Linked DNA regions of Mus musculus: region 2 is linked to region 1. A link is a loop called in an ENCODE intact Hi-C map of the cell type or tissue named here. Cell type or tissue: gastrocnemius. All regions are shown on one strand. Each heading gives the region's core, and the rest is flanking DNA. Links, peaks and the distances in the headings are about the cores only. Region 1 overlaps Prrc2a (proline-rich coiled-coil 2A). Region 2 overlaps Brd2 (bromodomain containing 2).

Region 1 (10,302 bases), core at 1,407-9,406:
TTGGTTGTTCAATTTAATCGTATGTCTCTGAAATTATTTTGGAGGAGTGTAAGATTAGTTGCCATTTCTAAATGGCACAAAGGATAGATGGGTAAGATACTAGGTTGCTACTTGGTTTTCTTTGTTGGGATATGTCAGGGGGAAGGGGGCTGTGGAAGCCAAGTGGATGGTGGTTGCTTAAGAGACTGTAGTGTTTTACACAAGCCAGAGAACCAAGTATTTGGGCCCTAAAGAGAATGCAGAGAGCTTCTAAGCTTTTGTCTGAAAGGGGCAGAACCTGAACTGCCTACTGTCTGGCCCACAGGCACCGGCTCGTTTTGGGGGAGGTGCCTGCAGGACCCAACGTACTCAATGAGCTTCCAGCGCAATGTCCGATCGCTCGGGGCCGACTGCCAAGGGGAAGGATGGAAAGAAGTATTCCTCGCTCAACCTGTTTGATACGTATAAGGGCAAGTCCTTAGAGATCCAGAAACCCGCTGGTGAGGGTCCTGTCCTGTAAAGACGTTCCTGATATTTGCAGGCTGAGCATGTGTGGGATATAGGCTTTAGAGCTCTCCAACAAAGGCAACTAACAGACCAGATGAATACTGGAGACCTCTCAGTTTCATCTTCAGTGCTGAAGGGGGTGCTGGGCTTTGGGTGAAACACAGCTTATCCTCCTACAAAGGCGTGTTTTTGGTTCCCTGTCCTTGGACACGTAAGAATCGGAGGCAAAGTAATGTGGTGGATTTGAAAAGGTCTTGGACCAGCTTGCCCCCCGCAGGCTCAGGATCAACCATCCCACAGATGATTATGCTGTATCTCACCTTTCCCAGGAGAGCTTAAGAGATTATTGAGTAATGGAATGGTTTCTGAGAGAAGCCTATAGTGAAAAGATGGTAGGGTTGTCTAAACGGGATTTGTTGACGGGACGCTGTTAGGTCTCCCGTGTGAGGTCTTTTTGATCCTTTTTCTCTCCACCGTTTCTTCAGTTGCCCCTCGACATGGCCTGCAGAGTCTCGGAAAAGTTGCCATTGCCCGGCGCATGCCACCCCCAGCCAACCTTCCAAGCCTGAAAGCCGAGAACAAAGGCAATGACCCCAATGTCTCACTAGTGCCGAAAGACGGAACAGGATGGGCAAGCAAACAGGAGCAGTCCGACCCCAAGAGGTAGATAGCTGTGGGACTTCCTGAGGCTCGTAGCTTTGAGCTGGGGAGTGTGTTAAGGCATGAGACTGAGAGAAGCACCTTCTGCACCTAGTTTGTTAGATGACTAAGAATTGAAACCTTAAACTTTGATGGAGAGAAAACAGGAAGAAACAGGCGAGGCCTGTGTACCAGTTGCTTTGTCCTAGTGTTTGTAGATAGTAGCTAGGCTTGGGTCAGCCCCAGCTTTGTACCACTTAGAGAACTAAGGAAGTGGCATCTCACTCTGCACGACCTTTCCATCCTGCTCTCCCAGTTCCGATGCCTCAACCGCTCAGCCGCCGGAATCGCAGCCACTGCCGGCTTCACAGACGCCTGCCTCCAACCAGCCGAAACGACCCCCAACAGCCCCCGAGGTACCTGGAGAACTCGAGGGGTTGGATGAGGAAGAATGACCCTTACGATACTTACTCTGCCCTCCCTGTGACCATTTGTCCCTTTGCTCCCCCAGAACACTCCTTCGGTTCCAAGCGGGGTAAAGTCCTGGGCACAAGCCAGTGTCACCCATGGAGCCCATGGAGATGGTGAGTGTAAGAGGGTTGGAGCATATGGGAGGGAGGCAGGGGCCATGCATTTTTGAGGAGAGATCCTTCGTCTTGTGTCCAAATCACCCAGGATCTAGAGCCTCCCGCTTTTATGTACATGCTCAGGAAGTGACCCCATCTGGTGTATACCCTCATTTCAACAGGTGGAAGGGCATCAAACCTACTGTCGCGATTCTCTCGAGAGGAATTTCCGACCCTGCAGGCGGCTGGAGACCAGGACAAGGCTGCCAAGGAAAGGGAGTCTGCCGAACAGTCGTCTGGGCCCGGACCAAGCCTCCGCCCCCAAAGTGAGTAGCTGCCCTCAGACCAGGGTCGCGCCTGCTCTGTGGAAAGGCTGCGTGCTGGGTTACTCACTTCCTTCCCCGTCTTTCTGATGCATCCCCTTGGCCTAGACCAGTGGTAACTTATCTTTTCCTCCCTCTTTGCGTTTCTAAACTACAGATTCTACAACTTGGAGGGACGGAGGTGGGCGTGGCCCTGATGACCTGGAGGGCCCGGACTCCAAACTTCATCATGGCCATGATCCCCGGGGTGGGCTGCAGCCTTCAGGCCCACCCCAGTTCCCTCCCTACCGCGGGATGATGCCGCCCTTTGTGAGTGTGCCTGTGTTGCTTGAAGTGGTGCACTGAGAGCCAGGTGTTAAGGGTTAGGACTTAGTCTTTGGAAGACACAGAAAGTAGACCCCAATGAGATGGGGGTGGGAGGATGAGGGGGTAGAAGGATACGTTTAAAGGGCTGGTAGACTATATGTCCCCCCTCTAAGCAGCTATTGTTGGGCCGTTTTGCAGATGTATCCCCCATATCTCCCATTCCCTCCGCCCTATGGACCCCAGGGGCCTTATAGATACCCGACTCCTGATGGGCCCAGGTAAGTAATCAGATTCTGGGTTTGTTGTTGGGGGAGGGGAACAGGGTAAGGCTACTTGGAGAGATGGTTTTTCTAACTAGGGGTTCAGTTTTATATGTGATTCTGCTACATGCTATATTTAACATCCCCCCCTCCAAATTTTTTTTTCCAATATGCAGCCGTTTTCCCCGTGTGGCGGGCCCCCGGGGCTCAGGGCCACCAATGCGCCTTGTAGAGCCTGTGGGTCGGCCTTCTATTCTTAAAGAGGATAATCTTAAAGAGTTTGACCAACTGGACCAGGAAAATGATGATGGTTGGGCAGGTGACTATGACTATTTGGGTTCTCAAATGTGAAGAAGAAATGGTGGGTCGTGTGAGAGGAAGGCAGATGTGAAAGGGTAAGAGGGAATGATAGAAAGCTTAGTACTGCCAAGTACTGAGGAGTGAGGACGTCAGGACATGTGGTGGGGACGGTTAGCATTGACTCTATCTGCTGTTGTAGTTCCAGACTATTTGCTGCGTTCTGTGAAGCTATCTGAGAGAGCACATTACTTAGTTTACTTAAATGTTCATTTTTTTACCTCAGGGGCCCATGAAGAGGTTGACTATACTGAAAAGCTCAAATTCAGCGATGAGGAAGATGGACGAGACTCCGACGAGGAGGGAGCTGAGGGCCAGTGAGTTAGGGCCCAGGGGAGGGAGGCACTGTTTTTCTTGTGGTGCGCTAGCCTCATAGAAGGGTTGCTTATAGCAGAGCTTAGTTACACTGTGATCTGCCCACAGCAAGGATTCCCAGTCAGCTGCTGCTGAGGAACCTGAGACAGATGGCAAAAAGGGCACCTCCCCTGGCAGCGAATTGCCCCCTCCCAAGACAGCCTGGACAGAGAATGCTCGGCCTTCAGAGACAGAGCCAGCTCCTCCTACCCCAAAGCCTCCCCCACCTCCACCTCACCGGGGGCCAGTCGGGAACTGGGGGCCCCCTGGGGACTACCCAGTGAGTATCTACAATTTCGGGCCGAGAGGGTCAGTTGTGGGGGTATCAGCTGAATAATTGACAGTAATGACAAGAAGCTAGGGCAGGACTAGGGTTGTATCTGAGAAAAGTTTGGGGAGCCTTTGGTTCTCGGGGAGTTGAAATGAGCTGGGATGCTGGGAAGGGAAGGCCTGCGTGATTGGTCCTCCAAAGTAAAAAAGGAACAGAGGTAAGGGTGAGGAATTTGTCTCCACCCAGACAGAGACCATTAATTCCCAGGCCTGGTTCTTTTATCCTGTAGCTGTAGACAGTTGTTTGATCTTTGAAAGAGGTGGTAGAAGGTAGAGTGACTGACATGCCTGGCCTGCTGGGTCTGCCCATTGCCAGGATCGAGGGGGTCCTCCCTGCAAACCCCCAGCACCTGAGGATGAGGATGAGGCATGGCGGCAGCGTCGGAAGCAATCTTCTTCAGAGATCTCCCTGGCAGTGGAACGAGCTCGAAGGCGCAGAGAAGAGGAAGAGCGACGCATGCAGGAGGAGCGCCGGGCAGCCTGTGCTGAGAAACTTAAGCGTCTTGATGAAAAGTTTGGGGCACCTGACAAGCGGCTCAAGGCAGAGCCTGCAGCCCCACCTGTTACCCCTGCTGCCCCAGCTCTACCACCTGTAGTCCCCAAAGAAATTCCTGCAGCTCCAGCTCTGCCACCAACACCTACCCCAACACCAGAGAAAGAACCTGAAGAGCCGGCACAAGCCCCTCCTGTGCAGGCCGCCCCCAGTCCAGGGGTGGCTCCAGTTCCCACTCTGGTGAGTGGGGGTGGTTGCACTGCCAACAGCAACAGCAGTGGCAGCTTCGAAGCCAGCCCAGGTATGAAGAAAGGGATGGGGCTTACTGGGTGTCAAGTCTGCTAGGCTTAAGGGGATAGTGGGTAGTAAAGATGGGTGTCAGTGGGAGAGAGTGCTAGGTTACGCTATTGAACTGTGAGTGGCGGGGTATGTGGGAGGAGAATCTAAGCATCTTGTAGAACAGAACTTCTGGTTCCTGTTTTGTGTTTTCTGGTGGTGTCACAGGAATACTTGACACTTTAAAGTATTTCTATGGTTCTTAAACAGGATGGCCACTTATTCAGTTCGTATTTTGTTAAATACTTAACTGGGGGTGGAATTTCTGGGATGTTTGACTGTTGTAATGGACCAAGTCACCCTGTTCTTCAATGCAGTGGAACCCCAACTGCCTTCAAAAGAGGGTCCTGAACCACCAGAAGAGGTTCCTCCACCTACCACACCCCCAGCCCCAAAGATGGAACCCAAAGGTGATGGGGTTGGTTCTACTCGCCAGCCCCCCAGTCAGGGCTTGGGCTACCCCAAATACCAGAAGTCATTGCCTCCTCGCTTCCAGCGGCAGCAACAGGTGATGCCAAGTTTTTTCTTTCACTTTGGGGCTGTTTTTGTCTCTTCAGCATCCTTCCATGTGTTGCCTTCAGGCCTGGGTTCGTCTTTCTGTTGTAGCACAGTTCCCTTGCGCCCTATCTTTGTCATGCCACTGCCTTAACTTTCTCTGTACTGATGGTCTTGAGTGTATGTAGGCTATGGTAACCTTTTCATCTTGTCTCATTACTTGCAGGAGCAGCTCCTGAAGCAGCAGCAGCAGCAACAGCAGTGGCAGCAGCAGCAACAAGGCACTGCCCCTCCTGCCCCAGTGCCCCCATCACCACCACAACCTGTGACCCTGGGAGCTGTACCTGCCCCACAAGCACCGCCCCCACCTCCCAAAGCCCTGTACCCAGGTGCTCTGGGCCGGCCCCCACCAATGCCTCCAATGAACTTTGACCCCCGCTGGATGATGATTCCTCCTTACGTGGACCCTCGGCTTCTCCAGGGCCGGCCCCCTCTGGACTTCTACCCTCCTGGTGTGCATCCCTCTGGTACGGGTCATGAGAGTGCCGGTGATCTCCTTAGTCCCAGGAGGGAATACTGTCTGTGGGACAGCCAGGGAGCATGGTGTTCTATCTGCCTAGCACTTCTAGGGGGCTTGTGAGAATAGGCTTGGGGAAGAGGTAGTGATCCTTCATTGGGCACAGTTTATTTGTGGGGCTTGATTACTTCACAGCTGAGTGATTGACTTGTTTTCATGAGAAAGGCAAACCCTCACAGAACAGGAGCTGCAGGTGCTGCACACAGGTTCTCACACAGAGGTGCTTTTAGCATCTAAGGCCTATGCAAGGTGCTTTCTTTGTTTTCTTAGGCCTGGTTCCCCGGGAACGCTCAGACAGTGGGGGCTCAAGCTCAGAGCCATTTGAACGCCATGCACCCCCTCTGTTGCGGGAAAGGGGCACCCCACCAGTGGACCCCAAGTTGGCCTGGGTTGGAGATGTCTTTACCACCACACCCACTGATCCTCGTCCTCTTACCTCACCACTGCGCCAGGCAGCAGATGAGGAGGAGAAGAGTATGAGGTGAGTTGCTAGGGAGGGCCTGTGAGTAGTGTGGGCTGTCTGAAGTGATAGGGTGCCCGTGGAAGGAGTGTCTAGATCCTAGTTCTTCTCTGCGTGTCCTCATCCTTCTCATAACAAACTTCTCTTCTGTTTCTCTTCAGGAGCGAGACTCCTCCGGTACCCCCGCCCCCACCTTATCTGGCTAATTATCCAGGTTTTCCAGAGAATGGAACTCCTGGGCCCCCAATCTCGAGATTCCCTCTGGAGGAATCTGCTCCCCCGGGACCCCGCCCACTACCCTGGCCTCCAGGCAATGATGAAGCTGCCAAGATGCAGGCTCCACCGCCCAAGAAGGAACCCTCGAAGGAGGAACCGCCACAGCTGTCCGGGCCAGAAGCAGGCAGAAAGCCTGCCCGTGGAGGCCAAGGCCCACCACCACCACGGAGAGAGAATCGTACTGAGACTCGCTGGGGCCCCCGACCAGGCAGTTGTCGCCGTGGAATCCCTCCAGAGGAGCCAGGTGTCCCTCCTCGAAGAGCTGGGCCTATAAAGAAGCCACCACCACCTGTGAAAGTAGAGGAGCTGCCTCCTAAGTCCCTAGAACAGGGGGATGAGACCCCCAAGGTCCCAAAGCCAGATGCACTCAAGACAGCTAAGGGCAAGGTGGGCCCCAAAGAAACCCCACCAGGTGGAAACCTGTCTCCTGCACCTAGGCTTCGGCGGGACTATTCCTATGAAAGAGTAGGTCCTACATCTTGCCGTGGTCGGGGCAGAGGCGAGTATTTTGCCAGAGGAAGGGGTTTTCGGGGGACCTATGGGGGCCGGGGTCGGGGAGCCCGGAGCCGTGAATTCCGAAGTTACCGAGAGTTCCGAGGAGACGATGGGCGTGGGGGTGGTTCAGGCGGAACAAACCATCCTTCTGCTCCCCGAGGCCGCACTGCCAGTGAGACACGAAGTGAGGGTTCAGAATATGAAGAAATCCCCAAGAGACGCCGCCAGCGTGGCTCTGAAACAGGCAGTGAGACTCATGAGAGTGACCTGGCCCCCTCTGACAAGGAAGCCCCTCCGCCCAAAGAGGGAGTGCTTGGTCAGGTCCCTCTTGCCCCCCCACAACCAGGAGCTCCTCCATCACCAGCCCCAGCCCGATTCTCCACTGCCCGAGGTGGTCGTGTCTTCACTCCAAGAGGAGTACCATCACGCCGTGGCCGAGGTGGGGGGCGGCCCCCTCCTGTTTGCTCAGGCTGGAGCCCTCCTGCCAAGTCTCTGGTTCCAAAGAAACCTCCAACAGGTCCTTTGCCTCCAAGTAAAGAACCTTTGAAAGAGAAGCTGATCTCAGGGCCTCTGTCCCCCATGTCTCGAGCTGGCAACATGGGTGTAGGCATGGAAGATGGGGAGCGACCCCGACGGAGGCGACATGGCAGGGCTCAACAGCAGGACAAACCACCTCGTTTCCGAAGGCTGAAACAAGAACGTGAAAACGCTGCCAGAGGAGCTGATGGCAAGCCCCCTTCCCTAACCCTTGCAGCCTCTACCCCTGGACCTGAGGAGACACTAACAGCAGCCACAGTTCCCCCACCCCCTCGCCGCACAGCTGCTAAGTCTCCTGATCTGTCAAACCAGAACTCAGACCAAGCCAATGAGGAATGGGAGACTGCATCAGAGAGCAGCGACTTTGCCAGTGAGCGCCGGGGTGACAAGGAGACTCCCCCAGCAGCACTTATGACCTCTAAAGCTGTGGGGACTCCTGGGGCCAATGCAGGTGGGGCTGGACCAGGCATTTCAGCCATGTCTCGTGGAGACCTGAGCCAACGAGCCAAGGATTTGAGCAAGCGGAGCTTCTCAAGTCAGCGGCCAGGCATGGATCGTCAAAACCGGCGCCCAGGCACTGGGGGCAAGACTGGCAGTGGTGGTGGCAGTAGCGGAGGTGGTGGTGCAGGCCCTGGGGGACGGACCGGCCCAGGACGAGGGGATAAGAGGAGCTGGCCCTCTCCCAAGAACCGAAGGTGGGTAAGAGTAGATGGCTAAGTAGTAGTGTGGTTGCTGGGTTGAGGGTGGGTGCCAGGGAGTTAGAGTTTTTTTAGTAAGTCAGGCATCAGAAAGGCACTATATATCTTCCATCTTGGCAGTCAGCTAAAGAGTTAGCAGTCCCCATGCGTGTTTTGTTCTGGTTTTCTCAACACACTGTTGTGAACAGGAAGCTTGGAAAGGGTTTTATCAGGAGAAGATAGGATGCTAGTAGTGAAGCGACAGTAGATGCTTGACTTACAGAATTTAGTGAGCCCTGGAACTGATGCTCTGCTTTCTCCAGCCGTCCTCCTGAGGAGCGACCTCCGGGACTTCCTCTGCCTCCGCCACCCCCCAGCAGTTCTGCTGTCTTCCGCCTGGACCAAGTTATCCATAGCAACCCTGCTGGAATCCAACAGGCTCTGGCCCAACTTAGCAGCCGCCAAGGAAATGTAACTGCACCAGGGGGGCACCCAAGGCCTAAGCCTGGGCCTCCCCAAGCCCCTCAGGGCTCCTCCCCTCGGCCCCCAACCCGTTATGACCCCCCAAGGGCCAGCAGCGCTATCAGTTCTGGTAAGCTGGAGGCAAGCGGGTGGGAATGACTCCATCCCCAAAGGTCAAGTGCTGGAGTGGGGAGCAGGAGTTTGTCATGGGGCCCCTGCTATTGGGATCTGCAGAGCTGGAAGGACTGGGAGGTGGAGTCGGGAGAGCAGGCTAGGGTCAGTGGTAGAATGAGGTAGATGCTGACAGTTTTCCCCTTTTCCCCAGACCCCCACTTCGAGGAGCCAGGGCCGATGGTGAGGGGGGTGGGCGGGACTCCCCGGGACTCTGCCGGGGTTAATCCCTTCCCCCCGAAACGGCGGGAGCGGCCTCCCCGAAAACCGGAGCTGCTGCAGGAGGTGAGGGATGGGGCTGGAGACTGGGCCTCATTGCACTCCCACCTTTGAAGGTTCTTGGTTATGCTTTCTGTATGCTTTTTACATTCTGTTCTGCTCACTCTCACCCCAGACTCTTCATTAGCGATCACCACTTGTCTCCCATGTCTCTGTCTCCCTGCTGTTGCTGCTGCTGCTGCTTCTCATTCTGCCCCAGCTTATTTGTATTTTGCCCTTCTTGGTTTTCTTTAGGAAACTGTGCCAGCTTCTCATAGCTCTGGATTCTTGGGCTCTAAGCCTGAGGTCCCAGGCCCTCAGGAAGAATCCAGAGATTCAGGCACAGAGGCCCTAACTCCCCACATCTGGAATCGTTTACATACTGGTGAGTGAAGCTGGTGGGGGGGTAAAGATTGGAGTGGGGCGTGGTGATGTGAGGTGGGTCTTAGTTTCTCACTGCCTGCCTCATGGTTGGTGTTCTCTAGCCACAAGCCGAAAGAGTTACCAGCCTGGCTCCATCGAGCCCTGGATGGAGCCCCTGAGTCCCTTTGAGGATGTGGCAGGCACAGAGGTAAGGAGACGCTGGGACCGGAGTGGCAGGGAGGTTACTGAGTGTTGGTCATGTTTCTTCACCTGTTCTGAATAGACATAGCCCTTGAGGCCGTTCTCTTGGAATTGTCTCCTTTCCTCTGTTGGTATGTGACACTTCTCAGGTGTCCGGTGTTTTACCTAGCTCCTTCTCCACCTCGCAGATGAGTCAGTCTGACAGTGGAGTGGACCTGAGTGGAGATTCTCAGGTGTCATCAGGTCCCTGCAGTCAGCGAAGTTCCCCTGATGGAGGACTTAAGGGGTCAGCAGAGGGACCCCCCAAGCGGCCTGGAGGACCCTCACCCCTGAATGCTGTTCCTGGTGAGAGTGCATCTGGCTCTGAACCCTCTGAACCTCCTAGGAGACGGCCACCTGCTTCCCATGAAGGGGAAAGAAAGGTAAAGTCGATGGATGGATGAAGAATGTCAGCAGGGCCCTTCCTCCCTCCTGAGTTTGACTGTCCTTTTTTTAGCCAATGTGCTTTGCTTTTTCTTGGTTTGTTTCTCTGTCACCCAAATACACTTTGTTTCCCAATCTAGGAGCTGCCCCGGGAGCAGCCTCTGCCCCCTGGTCCCATAGGCACAGAACGATCACAGCGCACAGATCGAGGCCCAGAGCCAGGCCCTCTCCGACCAGCCCACCGACCGGGCTCTCAAGTTGAGTTTGGCACTACCAACAAGGTCTGAATGGGCTTCACTTGGACATGTCCTCGTTTGGGTATGAGGTGATGACAAGTGGGATGGGAGTCTGAATTCAACTACAATCTTCCCACACATTACAGGACTCAGACTTGTGCCTAGTGGTCGGAGACACTTTAAAAGGAGAAAAGGAGTTGGTGGCATCAGCCACAGAGGTA
Region 2 (10,302 bases), core at 1-8,000, 1.0 Mb after region 1:
GCAAGTGGCAGTGTCCCGTCTCAGTGCTTCTAGTTCCAGCTCAGATTCCAGCTCCTCGTCGTCATCTTCCTCTTCTTCAGACACCAGCGATTCAGACTCGGGCTAAGGGGCCAGGCCAGATGGGGCAGGAAGGCTCCGCAGGACCGGACCCCTGAACCACCCTTCCCCACTTTCCCTTGCTGTGACGCTTCTTCATCTCACCCCTCCATAGGAGAGCTGGCTCTGCAGTGGGGAGGAAGGCAGGGACATGGACAAAATACGATTGAATTCCTAGCCCTCTTGGGTGTGGTGTCCCTGTTGAGGATGATGGGGGTGGGGCAAGGGTATGGGTGGGAGTGGGGATAGGCCTGGCATAAAGCCCCCTGAGCTGTAGCTGTCCTGTTCACTTCTAAGGGCCCTGTTTTGAGGTTTTAATTTATTTAAGCTATGTGGTAAGGCTGGGGGTGTGTAGCCGTGGTCCTCCCTCCAGCTTCCATGGGGAGGGAAGAAGAGGGAGCTCTTTTTGTTTTTTACATTGACTTTTTTTTTCTACTTTTCCCTTTTACTTCCACTCCATTTGGGGCCTGGGGATTTTAGTCACCTCTCCAGTTGGCCCCAAGACTGTCTTTTCTTTCTTGAGTCTAACATGTAAATAAAGAAAATATTATTGAAGTTTTGAGTTAGTTTTCTTAGTGAGATTTGTTTCTGTGTTCAAAGTGGCTCAGAAGAAATGGTTGAGTATTATTGGTGCTGGGGTGGGTGGCGATTGTTCTGCTTGATTCGGTGCTGGGTATCACATCATCATTAGCTATATCCCCCAGTTGGCCCCTAGGTCTGTCTTTTAAGAGTGCTAAGAATTGAAGCCTAGAGTGCTAGACAAGGACTGGTACTAAGTACCTATCAGTGACCAAACAGGTAAGGGGATAGCTTAGTTTGAGTTCAACCAGGTTATAAGGCACTCCACTCTGTCTTAAGTTCCAAGTCTTCATTCAGGAGCTGTGTGATGCACAGCTCTTCAAAGTGAGGCTTTAGTTTAGTGTACCAAAGGAAATGGGAGCAGAGGCTGAGGAGTGTCCAAAATAGTGACAGTTCATTCTGCCACAAGTGAGTCAATATATACCTGCAAGTGGAGAGTAAGAGTGATAGGACTGGTGAAGGTGGTGAAAAACAGCAGTTAACCTCTACAGGAAGGAAAGCCAGCTAAGCCTAGACCTAAGAAGGTGAATTCAGAGGTCTTTAAAAGTGGGAGGAATTTCCCTGGGATTGTGACAGGAATTTAACTTAAAGGCAAATGGAATGGAGTAGGGATTTCAATTGAAATTTGAGGAAATTTTTATAAGGTTTAAAAGTAATTGGGGGGGAAAAAAAGGCTGGGAGTGGTGGTGCAGGCCTTTAATCCCAGCACAGATTTGAGTTGGAGGCCAGCCTGGTCTACAAAGTGAGTGCCAGGGCTATGCAGAGAAACCCTGTCTTGGGGGAAAAAAAAAGGAGGTGGGAGGGTGAGAGACTGGAGAGATGGCTCTGCAGTTAATAGCACTGACCTTAACAGAGGTCCTGAGTTCAATTCCCAGTAACCACATGGTGGCTCACAACTATCTAGTGAGATCTGATGCCCTCTTGTGTGTTTGAAGACAGCACAGTGTACTTATACATAAAGTAATTTTTTAGAAAAAGTAATTTGGGGAGACTAGAAGTAGCTTAATACCTGCTCTGCTCAGACTAATAGCTAGGTTGGCTTCCAGCATAACTTAGGACACCTTAAGAACAACCTTAAAGCAGTTTAAGAGAAGGAAGGCCTGGGTCAACCTCTCTGGAACTGAAAAAGGTCCCCAAACATGTGCTGCACTCCCAGGAATTTCTGGTCAGTTTATCTCCCAAACAGCGTCCTCCTTCCCCATCTGGTCAAAGGTCCTACCTTCTCTTCTTAGGCATTCTCTAAGTGTCTGGACTTCATCTGGGTGTTTTTGGGTTTTTTGTTGTTTTTTCGAGACAGGGTTTCTCTATCTGTGACTATCCTGGAACTCACTCCGTAGACCAGGCTGGCCTCTGCCTCCCAAGTGCTGGGATGAAAGGCGTTCACTGCCACCGCCCGGCTCGTCTGGGTTTCTAATGCTCTTTGGTAAGGAGGCCAGGGTTGATGGTGGAATGCCGGGTATTTCCTTCTGTGCTGGTTTGGAGTTCTGCCTTCCACAGCCGCTGCCTTTCTGGGATCAGCCTGGCACTGGGAAGGAGCTGGTGCCTGCTGTCTCTTACATCCCAGTCCAGCCCTCATGGTTTAGATGGAAAAACTCCCAGGACAAGTGCCAGAGCTGGTTAGAACTACTGGTTTAGCGGGACCAAAGAGCAGGTTGGCTTGAAGGATAAGTGCCTAGGAGGCCATGGTGTGGGTCTCTAGCACTGCCAGCCTATTCTCTGTGTACACAAGACAGCACGTTAGTTAGACACAAGATGTGGCTGGAGTAAGACAGCTTTCTGTGATCAGAAAAGAGGGGGCTAGAAATGGTAGAAGAAATGGCTTGAGTAAAGTCAAGCTAAAGCAGGAAAAAAATGGAAGATGAGTGCTCACCCACATGGCCAGTGGCAGCTCTATAAAGCAGGCATCTCCTGATAGTTCACAAGGAACAATTAGTGTGTGCCAAGCACAGTGCCAGAAACAATTTGGTTGTCATGGTAACCTTAGACAAGGTGTGTATTGTAATAACCTCTCAGTAGACTGGAGGGAGGGGTGCTAGAGGGGGAGGGAGGCTCAAGAGCTAGCTAAGCAGTTTGCCCCAAGTCAGCATAGTCAACGGAGGTATAGGATTTGACAAGGCAGCCTGGCTCCAGAATCTATACCCTCTATACTGGGCTTACAAGGGCTTACTTACTGCTATGCTCGGAAAGTGGGCGAGGAGACCGCTGTCTGTGTATAGCTGCAGCTACTGAGGTTGAAGCAGCAGGTGGAGGTTGATTTCACTGCATTAGAACAGGGATTTTGTAGATAAAACAGCTTTCCCAGCAGTAGAAAGCTGGTCTGACTGAGGGGCCGCTCGCTGCGCTGGCACACACTGAGGAACTTACCTGAGACTGGGATTTTTGGTGCCATCTGTTGGTCATGCCTGTGACTTCCACTTAAATCTTCATTCATTTCGTCTGTGGGGTCTCTTCCATGTTTTAACAGGAGCCTTCACTCTTGTACTGTGGAGGATCATAGATAAGGTCTTAGGCCTTGTCTCTTGTTACCTGAGCCCTTGCTGGAGAGAGCCTCCGCTTCGAGGAAGATATCCCTTGTTACACCTTGATAACTCTCTGAGCAACTATCCAGTCTGTCTATAGACCTTACAGTCCAACTGCCTGATGGTAGTGTTCATAGGGCTGCTAACACTCAACATGTCCACAAAGACCTGCTTTCCAAACATGCCCCTTGGTGCCAGGTATCACTGAGGTACATCCCTAACCTGGCGAGTCATCCGTGTAATAAGCATTTCCCTGTGCTTACACACATGTGCACCTCTACAGTCAGCTGTTAATCCTAGAGGTCGGGATTTATCATGCAAGCTTCAGCCTAGTGACCCTGGCTTGTTTCCTCTCTTGTTCCCCGGTCAGTTAGGCCTTGCCGGCCTAAGTTGTCCAGCTAGCCACCACGTTTCAGGGCCCATCCTCCTCGTCTCATTTCTGCTTGCCTTTTTAAAGTCTTCCCTTTCTGGGGTACTAAGCCTGTAACTTTAACATGGTCAAGATAACTCCCAACCTTTTCTTTTTTTTTTTTTTTTTTTTTTTTAAAGATTTATTTATTTATTTATTTATTATATGTAAGTACACTGTAGCTGTCCTCAGACACTCCAGAAGAGGGAGTCAGATCTCGTTACAGATGGTTGTGAGCCACCATGTGGTTGCTGGGATTTGAACTCCTGACCTTCGGAAGAGCAGTCGGGTGCTCTTACCCACTGAGCCATCTCACCAGCCCCAACCTTTTCTTGTTAGACACCAGACTACAGACTCTTAAGTGCTTTTGTTTCTCTGTCATGCAAATACAGAAGTATTCCTATTTGCCAAGTGAGAATGTCGAATACTGTCAGATGAACTAGCATTTGAGTTGAGGTTGGAAAAGAAAAGGATCTATTTAGCCTCGAACAGCATGAACTTTTGGGTAGTATTTGGGGGGGAGGGGAGTTGCCAAGCCCTGTTCTTTATAACAGGGTCTCTGTGTACACAAAGCTGGCCCCAAGTTTGTCCTGATCTTCCTGTCTTATGAGCCGGAATGAAATGCTGTTATTAGCTGCAGCTCCCCCACCTCAGAATCAATGGCTATGAGGAAGCACTGCTCATTTATGAAATACTTTCTTTCCTGCAATGTCAGTCCTAGAACTGACTGGCCTTTCCTTTTTTTTTTTTTTTAAGATTTATTTATTTTATTTATATGAGTACACTATAGCTGTGGCTGTCTTCAGACACACCAGAAGATGGCATCAGATCTCACTACAGATAGTTGTGAGCCACCATGTGGTTGCTGGGAATTGAACTCAGGACCTCTGGAAGAGCAGTCGGTGTTCTTAACCTCTGAGCCATCTCTCCAGCCCGTGGCTTTTCCTGAAGAGGTGAATTGTGGTGAGGATTCCTGCAAGCATCGTCATTTCCTTGGCCAGTGTAGTTCTAGTTTCTCATCCGCCATTGATACTAACTAAACTGAAGACAGCCTCGTTCCTCTTGTTTGAAAAAAAAATATTTCATATATTTTCAAGGTTTTAGAATTTGCTTATTTGCTTTCACTTAAGATATAGCCATACAGGAATAAGAGCTGAAACAGCACACACTACATCCTTACCATTGCAGTAGGCAAATGATGGTAATCTATGGTACCCACAGTACAAGTCCTCCTGTGGCAGGCTGGGTTCTCAGGGAGTCCTGTAGCTTAGGATGGCCTCAGATCCCTGGGTCATCCTGCTCTTATTTCCCAAGTGCAAGTATAGGATCACACATGTGTGCCAAGTGCAAGTGGAGGATCACACGTGTGCCAAGTGCAAGTGGAGGATCACACATGTGTGCCAAGTGTAGGAGTACATGTGTGTGCCAAGCACAGTATAGGATCACACATGTGTGTCAAGCACAGTATAGGATCACACATGTGTGCCAAATGTAAGTGTAGTATCATACATGTGTGCCAAGTGCAAGTGGAGGATCACAAGTGTGTGCCAAGTGTAGGAGTACATGAGTGTGCCAAGCACAGTGTAGGATCATACATGTGTGCCAAGTATAAGTGTAGGATCATATGTGTGTGCCAAGAGCAAGTGGAGGATCACATGAGTGTGCCAAATACAAGGGGAGGATCACACATGTGCCAAGTGTAAGTGTAGTAGAATCACACGTGCCAAGTGCAAGTGAAAACCACGCGTGTGCTGCTCAGTCCCACATTCATTCCTGATGTGAGAAAGAGTAATGCTGCCCAGCGTCTGTGGTTCCAGTTTCTGGTTGCACCTGTGACTAACTCCCTGCCTATCCCGCAAGTCCCTGGTGTCTGATCACGACCTGAGAACTTTCTAAGCTTCTGTGTTCTCTGTACTTTTTTTTTTTTTTTTTTGCCCTGGACCTGTTTTCACCAAGTGACCTTAGTCACAAATCTGCTGATAGCCTGCCTCTTGGGCTAACTCAGCACGTGCTCTCTCAGCACCCCAGAACCCAACTGTGGTTTCCCCAGCGTCTTCAGCTGAGTGTCTGAGAGAAAACTCAGGGCCGGAAAGAATGAAGACAGATATTGCTTCTGAGAGCAGCTAGGTAAATGGAGGGCAGGGGCTTTCTACAGTTAACCTCAGTGGATGAGCCAGGATGAGTCTGATTTCAAAGTTATACTCTGTATCGGAACTTTCTGGGGATGCCCTGGCGATACAGGCAAATACTTCAGATGAGCTGCCCCCCAACACCACCACCCAGATTCAGGGTAGGGGCGGGGCTTTTGGGGGCTAGAGCAGCTAGAGATACGGTCTGTCTACATTTTTTAAATTTAAGATTACATACATATGTGTGTCGTGGTGATTGTGGAGGTTGAAGACAACTTGCAGGAATCAGTTTCTCCACATGTGGGTCAGAGATATAAGGATACCAGACTTGGCAGCTGGGTCGGAGTCTTTACCTGTGTGCGCCATCCTGCTGGCCCCCAACCCTTTTAAATATAGAATCTGCCAACTATTATTGTGTAGTGCTGGAATGTTTCACAAAGCCCAATCAAAGGAATTTAGCTAAAGAACTGTTAAGAAGTGGGGAGGCACAAACGGAATGTGGTTGTTCTACAAGCACGGGTAAGGGGAGACCCCTACTGTTGGTTTCAGCTCAGCTGTAGGACAAGCTGGACGGAGGGGGAATTCTTTTAGACTGAGTTATGAGGTCCTAGTAACATTTTGGGAACATTTTGCCTTTGCTATTGTCTTTTGTTAGTCCTGATGATTTTGTTAATTGGAATTGACCATATAAATCTCAAACATAGAAAAGAAGTTAGCCTGGGCAGTGGTGGCACACACCTTTGGTCCCAGCACTAGAGAGGCCGAACCTGGCAGATAGATCTCTGTAGATTTAAGGCCAGCTAATTCCAGGACAGCCAAAGCTACACAAATCCTGTCTTTAAAAAAAAAAAACAAAAACAAAAACAAAAAAGGAGGAAGAGTTGAGGAAGAGGAGGAGGAGGAGGAAAAAGAAGAGGAGGAAGAGGAGGAGGAAAAATAGAAGCTAGTTGCAGAAAAAAGATTTGATGTGCATATTTAATAATGGAGGAAATTAAAGGCAAGAGAATAAAAAAATAGCTAAAAGTCAACACAGTATGCCCCTCCCTAAATGACCTATTCACAGTAATGGTCCCTAATGAGATCTACTTAGATAAAATTTTAGAAAGAATTTAAAATGGTTATAAATCTATTCAGGGAATTTACAGCTCAGAAATGAACTGAGGAGTGGATCCCAAGGGATCATAAACAACTGAATCATCGATCAGGAAATAAGATCAATTCAACAGAAAAAGGCCAAAGTGATGTGAAATAGACACTTCAGCAGGGCAGAAGCTCAGTGGGAGGGGTCGCATGCAGGCCAGGACACCACCTCTTGAAGACTTGACAGGGATTTTCCACTAAGGAAATGGTAATCTTTAAGAACCTCTTAAGTAGGACAATTGAGATCTTTGTGACACCACAAAAGGACCAGGCCAAGAACTGTGGACATAGAGGAAGAGAATTCCATACCAAAAGCATAGAAAATATCTTCAATAGAAAAAAAAAATTTTTTTTTGTTTTGTTTTTTTGTTTTTTTGAGACAGGGTTTCTCTGTATAGCCCTGGCTGTCCTGGAACTCACTTTGTAGACCAGGCTGGCCTCGAACTCAGAAATCCTCCTGCCTCTGCCTCCCAAGTGCTGGGATTAAAAGGTGTGCGCCACCACGCCTGGCATCTTCAATAAAATCTAAAAAAACATTCCCAACTCTAGAGGGAAAAGGCCCCACCCACCCACCCCATCCAGACATAAGGGAATGACAGAACCAACCAAATAAAGGAGAAGGGAAAAATCAAGTGATGGTCGACCCACTAAATAGATCAAAGAACAAATACTGAAAGCTGGAAGAGAGAAGGACCATACACACGCTGTCAGCTAGCAGCTGATTTCTTTTCCAATGGAAACTGAAAGCCAGAGCGTCTCGGGAGGATGTTTCAAGTTCCGAGAGACCGCAGCTGCTAGCCTAGACAACTACACCAAACAAAATCTTAACTGGGGGAGGAATGAAACTTCCCTGTCAGAAGCAGACTAAAGGACATATGACCACACAGACAGCTCTACAGAGGATGATAGAGTACTGTAGGCAGGAAAGAAGGGCATCTTCGAGGCTACGGGGCAAATTAGGAAGATGCCCTATGAGAACACGGCCCACAGAATCAACTCAGCAGGGCTCATAGGGGCTTGCAGAGACTGGAGCGACACTCATGAACTCTATGAGGGTCCGAGCTGGGTCCTCTGCATACATGTTTTGGTTAGGTGGTATTCTTGTGGTGTGCTTGGCGCTCTTCTGCAACCCATAACATCAGGAGTGAGGGCATCTCTGACTTTTTAGGGATCCTTTTCCTCATACCGAGTTGCCTTGCTCAGCCCTGATAGGAGGGCTTGTGCCTAGTCTTATTGTAACTTGTTACGCCATGTTTGGTATCAGGGATTAATAGATTTGGGGTTGGTGGGAGAGTGGAGGCAGGGGAAACTTTGGTTGGGATGTGTCTTAGTCAGGGTTTCTATTCCTGCACAAACATCATGACCAAGAAGCAAGTTGGGGAGGAAAGGGTTTATTCGGCTTACACTTCCATACTGCTGTTCATCACCAAGGACGTCAGGACTGGAACTCAAGCAGGTCAGAAAGCAGGAGCTGATGCAGAGGCCATGGAGGGATGTTCTTTACTGCCTTGCTTCCCCTGGCTTGCTCAGCCTGCTCACTTATAGAACCAAGACTACCAGCCCAGAGATGGTCCCACCCACAAGGGGCCTTTCCCCCTTGATCACTAATTGAGAAAATGCCTTACAGTTGGATCTCATGGAGGCATTTCCTCAACTGAAGCTCCTTTCTCTGTGATAACTCCAGCCGTGTCAAGTTGACACACAAAACCAGCCAGTACAGGATGTAATGTATGTAAAGAATAAAATAAATTTTTTTTTAAAAAATGAGACACCTTAACAGCAATAATTGGGGATTGGGAAAACACCACACACTACAAAACCCAGCAAATTGACAATTAGCACACACCTTTAAATAACTGGATCTTAGTGGTCTCTGTCCACCATCCAAAAGACACAGACCAGCAGAGCGGCTCAGAGCACAGGAGCTTCCCTTTTGCTGCATACAAGGATCACACTGGAGCATCAAGCAGGAAAGGTGGGCATAGGAATCCCAAGCAACAAGCAACGGAGTTCCTGTTCCAATATCTGACCAAACAGGCTCCAGACTAAACCCATCAGAAGGAATGAGGAGGATCACGCCATGCTGATGCTAGAAACCATCCCTCAAGCTGGCATTCCAACTCTAAGTGTGAAAAACCAGCAGTACCCTCGGTTTCCTAGAACAAATACTACCAAATAAAAAGTGAAACAGTGGGTGACATAAATACCCCACTGGCAACAAGGGGCAGGTCATCCAGGCAAAGGCGTTGAAGGACATCTACAGAACACTCCACCCAAACAGCACAGAACTCAGTCTTTTCAGCTGGCCACAGGACTTACTCTAAAGAAGAAAGTCTACACACATACAGAAAGGTAAATTGCTCCGTTTTCCATTTGTATTCTTTTCTGGAACGAAGCTAGGAATCAACCACAAGAAAAACTACAGAAAAAATAACTTGGAGATTGGATGAGTAGGTCATTGAAAAAAATCAAGAAAAAAAATTAAAGTACTAGAATAGAAAAAAGAAAAACGAAGGCTGTCCTGATTGGAAGGTTTCCACTCTGCCCCCGCTACAAAAGCAGAACCGTCCCAAGCAGAGCTGTCCCAAGCGATACCATGAACCTTAAAACATTAGGAAAACAAGAGTGAACTTAATCCAAAGGCAGTAGAAGGGAAATTCGCAGGAGAGAAATGAAGAGAATGAAAACGAAACAAAAAGCAACCAAGAGTTGGTTCTTTAAAAAGATAAACAAAGTTGACAAACCGTTAGCCAAATTAAACAGAAGGAAGGAAAGTCCCTGTTTAGTAGGCTCATAGGTGAAAGTGAAACATTACAACGGATGCCAACAATAAAGATGTAAAGATGTGCTACACTTTAAAGAACTGTATTTGATCTGGAAATGGTCCTGCACGCCTTTAACACCAGAACATGGGAGGTGGAAGCAGGGGAATTTCTCAGAATTAGAGCTTAGAATGGTCTAGATGGAGAGTTACAGGCCAACCAGAGATACATAGTGAGACCCCGTCTCAGTAAAACAAACCAGTCTTCATCTTGGACTCATAAATAGGACATGGTATAGTACTCGAATATCCGTTGCTCTTGCAATGGCTGCCAGTGTAATTCCCAGCACCTACACAGAGCAGCTCATAACTCTAGCTCCATAGGGGTCTGATGCCTCTGGCCTTTTCTAATATTTGTTTATACTTGTATTTATATGCACATACAATTAAAATAAACATTTATGAGACCGGAGAGATGGTTCCGCAGTTAAGAGTACTGTCTGCTTTTCCATAAACTTAGGACTCAGTTTCCAGTACCCATATGGCAACTCCTAACTACCTGTCATTGGAGTCCCAGGGGATCTGACCTGTTCTCTGTCCTCTGTGGGCACCGGCTGTGTTCCTGGGGAGAGGGGCAGGAGGACTGCATGTGATATGAAAAGGGGGGAG

Evidence for each region. A loop is a pair of places that touch in the nucleus more often than their neighbours do. Peaks named below come from ENCODE experiments on the same cell type or tissue, not always from the same donor. Only the 100,000 strongest peaks of a DNase experiment are listed, where the experiment ranks them.
Region 2: it touches region 1 in a loop (2.8-fold over the local background); 2 of 42 quality-filtered maps call a loop at or near these places.

What each region holds. Positions count from the first base shown.
Region 1 is chr17:35,153,049-35,163,350 of GRCm38, reverse strand. Prrc2a (proline-rich coiled-coil 2A) reads left to right here. Exons shown (of 31, transcript NM_020027.3): 2 at 305-479; 3 at 972-1,149; 4 at 1,442-1,541; 5 at 1,637-1,709; 6 at 1,874-2,017; 7 at 2,172-2,323; 8 at 2,519-2,598; 9 at 2,757-2,899; 10 at 3,164-3,254; 11 at 3,361-3,571; 12 at 3,938-4,415; 13 at 4,768-4,958; 14 at 5,172-5,472; 15 at 5,793-6,003; 8 more. The coding sequence starts at 368. Gm23442 (a small nucleolar RNA gene) reads left to right here and starts at 655; the gene lies at 655-788. In gastrocnemius, for the core only: no CTCF peak of the experiment used is centred there; a DNase peak (open chromatin) is centred at 6,285.
Region 2 is chr17:34,102,379-34,112,680 of GRCm38, reverse strand. It overlaps Brd2 (bromodomain containing 2), which reads left to right. Exons shown (of 13, transcript NM_001204973.1): 13 at 1-662. The coding sequence ends at 106. Among named protein-coding and RNA genes, the nearest start is that of BC051537, 12 kb to the right of the region's middle. In gastrocnemius, for the core only: a CTCF peak has its summit at 3,065 (motif pointing left); a DNase peak (open chromatin) is centred at 3,011; H3K27ac peaks cover 753 bases.